Regions from separate parts of the Homo sapiens genome. Here all the other regions are linked to region 2. A link is a contact called in ENCODE Hi-C or POLR2A ChIA-PET data. All regions are on one chromosome and are shown on one strand. The core of a region is the stretch at or near the end of the contact, and the rest is flanking DNA. Distances in the headings are between cores, read along the strand shown.

Region 1 (2,703 bases), core at 37-2,536, 660 kb after region 2:
AAGAGCGGATGATTCTCACCCACTAGGCCCCCTGCTTCATGGGTGCAAGCCGCTCTTCCACCCAAGGTGGCACCTGCCAAGGTTGCTGGGACTTGGGGATGCAAAGATGGAAGAGGAAAGAGGATGCTTTTCCCTCTCTCCCTCATGTACCTCTGAAGAAGGAATTTATGAATTTTACAAGTATAATCAAAGACAACCAAAAATGTTTACTTTTTCCTTCCAAAGCTAACTGTAGTGTAGCCCCACCCCGTAGTGTAAGTTAGAGAAAAATACTAACTGCCTGTTTTTCCTTTTGTGCTCAGCGAGCCTTATCTGTACTTGCTAGTTTCACATTCCTTGAGGCTCAGCGAGTTCCTGCTTCACCTCCCTAGCACAGCTGCAAAGTTACAAGGTTGACACAGAAATGGTTTATACAGTTAATGGTTTCCCAAAGATGTGAAACATGTAATATAAATAAATGTAAAAGACTGATCAACTGCCTTTGCTCTCACTTCTGTAAGTACACTTCCTGCATCACATAGTTCCCGGCCACTGGCTGCTTAAAAAGTGGCTGTTTTCTTTGTCCGGGGCTCAGACTTTCCTGGACGCTAGTCCTACTGAGCCAGGTGATCACCTTTTAATAAAGACCTTTCCTGGACTCACTCTGTTCGGTCTCTCCCATCTTTGATTGTCCCACAATACCTTGGGTATCTTCTAGGAAGAGAAGGGAACCAGGGATGCCTGCCCCCCTCTTTCTAGATGGGTAGCCATTCGCCTTCAGTCTGTACCCCTTTTGAATGCATCCTGAACCTCTAGGACTCCTTTTAAAAAAAAAAAACACCTTCTTTTTTTCCTTTCTCCTCCTCTGTCCTCTTCACTGATAGGTAATTGTGTCTTCATACTATGGGACACTCCCCTCAGAAACATCCTCCAAACTGGAAAGAATTAATTTCCCAAACCTTAACCTGGCTGGCTTAGGAATGGGCTCAGGGGAAGGGAACCCAGAAGACTGACATGCTGGCAAAAGCGTAAAGTTTTTTCTTAACCAGTTGGGCTTTTGGCCTTGTGCAAACTGGTAAAAGGCCTTGGAATTTTTGAGCTGTTCTTACCCCTCTCCTTGTTTTGTTTTGATACATGTTTTCTAATAAGCTGGTTTGTCTATTCTTGCCTTCAGGCCATCAAACTACAGTCAGTCATGCAACAGGAGCCTCTGATGACGACCCTTTCTGCTGGGAACCCTTAAATAGGCCTCTGAGGGAGCTCTGACTGCGGCTTCCCCCAAAACAGCGCCCCCTGTCAGCAGGAGGCAGTTAAGATCGCTCTTCTTCCTTATCCTTATTCTAATGGCAGTTAGATGTACCTCTCTAGAGCGGGGAATGAGACAGCCAGGTGGGAGGGGGTCCCCAGAGAAACTCCAGCTGGCCTGCACACTGGGATGGAGCCACAATAGTTCACATCCTTTGCAGCAGGGAGGAGCCAGCTCCTCCTCTTCTGTGTGGAACCTGGAATTCAAGCCGCTGGCGGCAAGCACTCTAGCAGGGACTCTGACTTGTTGAGGATCCCTGTTTCCCCCTTTTTCTCCCCACTTTTCACCGAATAAAACTTTGTCTTACCCACCCTTCAAACCGTCTTTGAGCCTAAATTTTCATGGCCCGGGGACGGACAAGGACCCTGTCTTTAGCTGAACAGACCTGCAAAATATTGATGTCTTTGCCTGTAACTCTTGCCTCCCCGAAAGGTATAATACTCAACTGCAACCCAGCTCCCTCAATATTTTAAATCTTTATTGTAAAAACATCTTATTTTAAGAAATGGGATGTGCAAGGGAAATGGTAATTATGTTCCCAAAGCATCAATAATTTCAAAAAGAGAATGCAGGGGAAGATTGCTTTCCATAGTTTTAGCATAGAAAGTTTAATACTCTATCACAAACAAGGCACCTTCTCCCTGTAGCCCTCTGCAGCTTTCAGAGCACACTGTGATACAATTTCAAAAGGAAGCCACTTTTATAAATTCATACCCACCCTGGTGTGCAACTGAAAAAAGTGAAAAAGTAAAACCCACTTTCTCAGGACCTCTTGAGACTGTGTTCCCCCGCCATGGTCACTCATATTGGCTCAGAATAAACCTCTTTAAAATATTTTACAGAGCTGGTTTTTCTGTTAACAATGCCTATTTTATCAGTTATTTTATTCATTTACCCCTGAAATCTTAAAACAGACTTAAGGAAATTCACAAATACCAATAGATAAGATAAAGCTACGTTAACAATAAGTAAGGAAGGAAATATGGGCAAAAGAAAAATAAAGCAGAGAGCTGGGATGCCAGATGGCTTGAAAGTCAAACATATGTAAATAAAAAGCATTAATAATCATCTTAATTATATTCTATGTTATATTTTATTTCAGATAATGGAGCTATTTTTTTCTTTCGTTGTCCAAGTGGAAGATGTTAAAAAAGAAACCCTCAATGGTAATGCAGTTTATACCAACTTCACACAATCTGTTACACTCATTGATCCGTGGAATAATCATGACACTCAAATGAATTTGTATGCTGGTATTTACTATGGGAATGTAAAAAGAATATTACACTAGGTTTTGACAGATTTGGGCTAACAGGTAAATCTTTATTGTAAAAGATTTTATTTTAAGAAATGGGATGTACAAGGGAAATGGTAATTATGTTCCCAAAGCATCAATAATTTCAAAAAGAGAATGTAGA
Region 2 (2,768 bases), core at 153-2,652:
GTTAAGTTCTGAGTTTTCAAGCAAATGGTCAGAAAAGCCTATTTAATGTTTTATTACTTACAAAGTAAACATATTTCTCTTTCTGGTACAGAACGGGAGCTAATTGATCTCGGGTTCATTTTCATGAACGTTGTATGAAATGCACATATACCAAACCTCATAAGCTTTTTATTAGTTGATTTATTCTTTGAAATATTAAGCTTGGTGTAAGGTATTATAACCTCAATCTCTTTGAAAATGTAATAAGTCAATAATCAATGTTGCATCAATGAATATTACTCAGTGGATGCCTATTTTATTTCTTCTTTTTCTCTAAGAACCATTTAAATAGTCCTTATGGCCGAGCACTTCACAATCTGATTAGTTTCTATTAATTCTTTGGAAAAGAAACATTCTGGGAAGTCAGAATTCAGCGGTAGGTTGCTTTGATAATGTGCTCATTTAGCTAGTGGATTCCAGAGTGATAGAATGTATGTTTGGCAACCTAATTGTTGTGGAGGAAGAAAAGAACTTCTGTTAGAAGTTTTTAAAAAAGTTTAAAAATTGTTTTTACCTCATCAAAAGTTTGATGTCTTGTGAGTTTTATAGCATGCATAATATATTAATGCCATACATGACACATGTAAATATATATATATTTTTTCTGATAGGGATGTGTGAGCAAGAGTTTAAAGAAGAATGCCCCAGTCTAAAGTTAATTAGTCTTGGAGTGATGGCTTCGCAGAGGAAAGATACTGGATTTCAAGCTTGACATTAAGGTGATAATAGTGGTGACTATGGAATAATCAATATAAAAATAATAACAGCTAACAGTTACTGAGCGCCTACAAACTGCCAGACACTACTCTAAGTGCTTCACATCCTCATAACAAATTTATGAGGTAAATGCTATTATTATCCACCAGCCTTCTGAAATTTTCTTACCCCGTTACTCCCTGGTGTTAACTGGGTACTTAATTTGTCGAATAAAATAAAATTTAGTGCTGCCAAATTTGTCAGCTGAACGGGGCGGCAGGAATTTCAGTGCTAGAGTGGGGGGCCAGACGGCCCGGGGCTTCGTGTCCTTGGAGGCCAGCGGAAGCGCCGCATACCTGTGAGGAGCAACGTGAGCCGGTGGCTTATATTTCCTGGGCTAGTGCTACTGGACTGAATGCATTTGCAATAACCGGACGCAGAAAAAAAAAAAAAAAGCGGGGACCAGGGGAGGCGAAACCCTTCCCGGCGCGAGTCCGAGCGTCTGAGAAGCAGAAGCCACACGTCCCGGCGACCTAAGTTCTGGATCAGCCGGCCGGAGGACCCGTGTTAGCATTTACAATCCGAGGTGAGCTGAAGCCTCCGGTTGTCCCGGTTCGACGCTCTAGCCCTGCGAGCAGCCGACGCCGGAAGTCTCTACTGCTCCCCGCTGGCGCGCAGGACCGCGGGCATTTACCCGTGCTTTCCCAAGCCTGGAAGAACTCGTCATGCTCTTTGTAGCGTGGTGCTTCTGTTGCTCACAGGTTAGTCTCCCGCGGTATAAGAGTCTCCGTCTTCCCCCCAGCAAGAAGCGTTTGTTCCTGCAATTCGGGGGGCCGCCTTTGCGCGCGGGGTGCGCTGCTTCTTGGAGAGTTCCCTCACGGGTCACATCGCGGAGGTTCGCGCCGGCGCCGGGTCGCGGCCTCCCTGCGCAGCTTCTTTGGCACCTGGTAACCTTCAGTGGCTCCGTCCGCTCGGAGTTAGGAGGCTGTGTCGAGCTAACCTTGACCTTGTCCTGCAGTTTTTGCTGACCATCCCCAACAGCACACTGTAAAGAGTTAGGGTCCTCTCGAAGAGTTGGGACTGGGCACTTTTGTTGGTAGTGCTAAATTTCAACACCCTGAGGAGTACGCTGCCCAAATTATTGTAGGAAAGAATTACCTGGTTTAGTGGTTATAATACTTTTTGTCCCCACCACACTTGAATAACAGAAAAACCCTCCCAACAGGGGCTGACTGCAAAAGTGATTTTCTGTGTAGGGGACATTGGATGTATTTATGTATATATCAGTGCCTATCAGTCTGTATGTGTGTTTGGGGGTGGATGCTGTGTAATTTAAAAAAATCTATGGAGATTCTGATAATTTGATAACCTGTTTCTCCGGTCTTCCCCTGATTCCTCCCCATTCTCCCCGGAGGGCTATTGCTTTATTTCTGAGGTGGCTCACGTTTGGATAGAAGTAGCAACTCTCCGCTTACACCTGCACGTTTAAAACGCATATCAGATTGTGTTATTTCTGTCCTCAGAATCTTCCTGGCCTTCCCGTTGCTTTCAGGATAATACACATTTCTTAGCCTAACTTCAAGGGCCTACAGGGTCTTGATTCTGCTGAGTTTTTCAGTCTTTGCTACTTTCATGGAAAACACACCTGCAGGTACACTCATATTATGCTCCCACCATGCCAGTCTACGGTAATTTAATAACTTTAGATATGGCAAAGTTTTATATGGTTTACTCAAGTTTTAATTTTTGTTCTAGCATTTAGCCAAAATCGATTGAATTCATAATATTGCTAGGCACTGTTTTAAAAACGGGATAAAATGAAAACAAAACAAAACACAAAACAAAAGTCTTCAGTCCTTTAAAAAAATAAAACAGCTTCCTGACACATAGTTCACCTACCGTAGAGTTCACCATTTAAAACGTAGCGGTGCCTCACGCCTGTAATCCCAGCACTTTGGGAGGCCGAGGCGGGTGGATCACGAGGTCAGGAGATCAAGACCGTCCTGGCTAACACGGTGAAACCCCGTCTCCAC
Region 3 (2,700 bases), core at 44-2,543, 620 kb after region 2:
CCCCCTACGCGCTGAAATTCGGCAGGGAAGAAGTTATGGTGCCCAGCCTCTGTGTGCAAGACAGAGACACCGCGCATCATGGCTCTGAAAATCAGCCAAGTGGCCGGGACGTCAAAGCGGCAGAGCAATCAGAATGCCCTGGAGCCGGGGATGGAGGGGCCACATTGTTTGAGCCCTCGGATTTTGCTGCATTGTCACCGCCCGGGAACGTGGGGGTAGCAGGAAGCGCACCTCCAGCCAAAAATGGACCGGACGCATTCCCCCCCCCTCCCCGCCCCGGCAGCTCCCTCCCTGCCTGTCTGCAAGTCGCAATACGGTAGGCGACATGACTGCTCCCGCTAAAACTCAGGTGGCAGGCCCGGCTGAGCGGCGCAGCCGGCCGGTAACAGGGAGGCGCTGGGGGAGCACCCACACAGCGCCTCCTCCCCTCCTGCACCCGTCCATGGGAGCAAGGGCCGGACCTGGCCACGCGCCCCTCGAGCGAGCACCGGCGAGCCCGTGCGGAGGCTCTGGGCGCTCTCTGGGCTAACCACGGGCATTGCATGGGACACAATTGTTCAAAAGCGAGCCCAAGGCGAAGCGCAAATCCAGAGCTTTGGTTCACAAGGGGTGGGTGTGGGCTGGGAAGGGGGATTACGTAGGTCTCTCCGCCCCCTCCCCTGACACCTCCTCGCCACTGGGAGGGCGCTGAGGGGCGGGGGAGGCGCTGCGAACCCGCTTGGGGGCTTCTTTGTTTCTCTCCGTACCCCGCAGGAGGGCCGGGTGCGCCTGCAGTACCCAAGCCGGGGTCGCCACCCGGGGATGCCGGCCCGGACCGGGCGGCGGCGCGACCCAGGCTGACAATTGAACCTCGCGGGAGAAGCGAGAGGGTGGGGAGGAGGGTGGATCTCGGCCCCGAGAAGGGAGGGCGCTGCCGGGGCCTCGCGTGCGGCGGGGAAGCCGCCCAGAGAAGGGCGGGGGGGAAGGGGCGGCAGACAGTGTCCCCGCGCTACGCCCGCTTACCTTGGCAGCCCTGGCCTGGGCACAGATCATGCTCCTGTCAGCGCGCAGATTAGAGCTGGGGGGCGCACGTGCCCCGCATAGTGCACCGGGCGCCTGGGACTGGCTGGGGAGGGGACCCTGGCGACCGCCCGCTCTCGCTGCGCTCTGGCTGCCGGGTGCCCCGAGAGAGCGGAGGCCACGGCCACTGTCACGGCGGAGGGGCGCGCGCGGCTCGGCGAGTGTGTGCGCGAGGAGGGGGCCGGTTCGGTCAGAGTCGCACGGTGTTCCGGCTCCAACAACAGCGCCTGATGCGCGGTAACGCAGCACACTTCATCGCTTTATCCTCCCGCTTGCATCCCCTCCCTCCCTGCCTGCTCCTCTGTGGGTACCAGACTCCAGAACCAACCACAAGCCGGGCTTGCTCTCATTAGCGCTGCCCCGCCCTGCAGCCTCCGCGCACCCCCACCCCCGCCCCCGCGGTAAATATATATCGATTCTTGTTACCGCCGGCCCCATCCTTCCAACACCCAGCACGCGTACTGGGCATATCCAACACCAACCCTGGCTCCTCGGCCCTTTTGTGTGTGTGCAAACAGTGTAGCAGAAAGGATGCGGTACAGACACTCTAGGCGGGTACCCTGTGACAGGTGTTCTTGGCCTCTGTCTTAGACACTTTCCTCGCTTACCTTACACACAGTTAAGAACGCTCAGAGACACATTTCAGGAACCGTCCTGTATTTGCACAAGCACACAAAACATCGTAATGACAAATGCAAAGGATGAAAATCACCCCAGAATATCTATTGTTGGGCAAACCTAGCTCCCAAACCGCGTTTTCTATTACACTGCACACAGTGTCAGAATGCTAGAACGAGAAGGAGGCAAAGTCTAGACCCTTCCAGGTACAGCCAACTGAGATGCAAAGAGAAGTGAAATGCTGGTTACTATTGGTGGTTGGCTGCTCCATGTATGCACATTTTTGTGCATCTGGTCGACATTTGGTTTGTGTGTGTTCACATAAAATGCAGAGGCTTTGAGCACATAATCTCTATAGCCTGGGATTTTATGATCCAACCACATTCTCTACAATGCTGATTTATTCCTTCCCATTATTTTGCCCAGCATCCTCTACATGAGCTTTTTTTCACTTTCTGAGAAGTTATCTTCTTTCCCAGACCCCAAACTCCGCCTCCTCTAGAATAAACAAAGGCTTCACCCTGACTTCAGAACTCCTTACTGAAGACCTGAGTACGGACTTGTCAAAACCAAATCTCCTTCCCCTTCCACCCACAGTGGCTAGTTTCTCAGTGCCTCTCATTCCACTGACCTGCCTCTTGGCATTGATTTCACTCTTACAACTGGAACTTTCCAGAACTGGAAACTTTGGACGATGTGAAGGCAGCTTCACCAGCTGTGCTCTTTTCTGCAAGGAGGCACAGCCCTTCTCTTTCCGTATTCCACTTGGGGTGCCCAGTCCTTTCCTGACAGACCCTTTTCTTTGCCTGACAGCAGTCAGATCTTCTGGTCAGATGAGCTCAAAGCAGACCATTTTCAAACCTTAGCTAAGAATCCACACAGAAAGCTGTGCACACATTTCTCCGGATTTTACACTTGGATTAGTACCAACTCCTATATGAAGAAAACTCTCCGAGAATAGACTTGAACAGGCTGTGGCAGTAAACAGCAACAGCAACCAACCATGTGATGTTTCCAACCAGA

The links. A loop is a pair of places that touch in the nucleus more often than their neighbours do. ChIA-PET counts read pairs that join two places held with the same protein, here RNA polymerase II (POLR2A). Pooled maps may share reads with other maps.
Region 1: a pooled map shows a loop between it and region 2 (4-fold over the local background). The contact joins the enhancer-like site here to the promoter of COA1 in region 2. A Hi-C loop is called at or near these places in 6 of 37 single-sample maps with no recorded cell type and 8 of 50 pooled maps. POLR2A ChIA-PET finds 5 or more read pairs at or near these places in 1 of 52 experiments (WTC11).
Region 3: a map of chondrocyte shows a loop between it and region 2 (2.1-fold over the local background). The contact joins the promoter of HECW1 here to the promoter of COA1 in region 2. A Hi-C loop is called at or near these places in 1 of 168 maps with a recorded cell type or tissue (chondrocyte) and 6 of 50 pooled maps. POLR2A ChIA-PET finds 5 or more read pairs at or near these places in 1 of 52 experiments (activated CD4-positive, alpha-beta T cell).

Annotation. Positions count from the first base shown.
Region 1 is chr7:43,070,439-43,073,141 of GRCh38, reverse strand. LOC107986790 (a long non-coding RNA gene) reads left to right here. Exons shown (of 3, transcript XR_001745189.2): 2 at 1,154-1,288; 3 at 2,388-2,703. Among named protein-coding and RNA genes, the nearest start is that of HECW1, 41 kb to the left of the region's middle. Within about 2 kb of position 1,286, at least 3 of the 41 ENCODE cell types and tissues checked have a DNase peak (open chromatin) inside an H3K27ac peak, as active enhancers do.
Region 2 is chr7:43,728,157-43,730,924 of GRCh38, reverse strand. It overlaps COA1 (cytochrome c oxidase assembly factor 1), which reads left to right and starts at 1,402. Exons shown (of 6, transcript NM_018224.4): 1 at 1,402-1,496. RefSeq lists enhancers at 1,092-1,291, 658-1,386, 1,387-2,116.
Region 3 is chr7:43,111,240-43,113,939 of GRCh38, reverse strand. It overlaps HECW1 (HECT, C2 and WW domain containing E3 ubiquitin protein ligase 1), which reads right to left and starts at 1,293. Exons shown (of 30, transcript NM_015052.5): 1 at 1,003-1,293.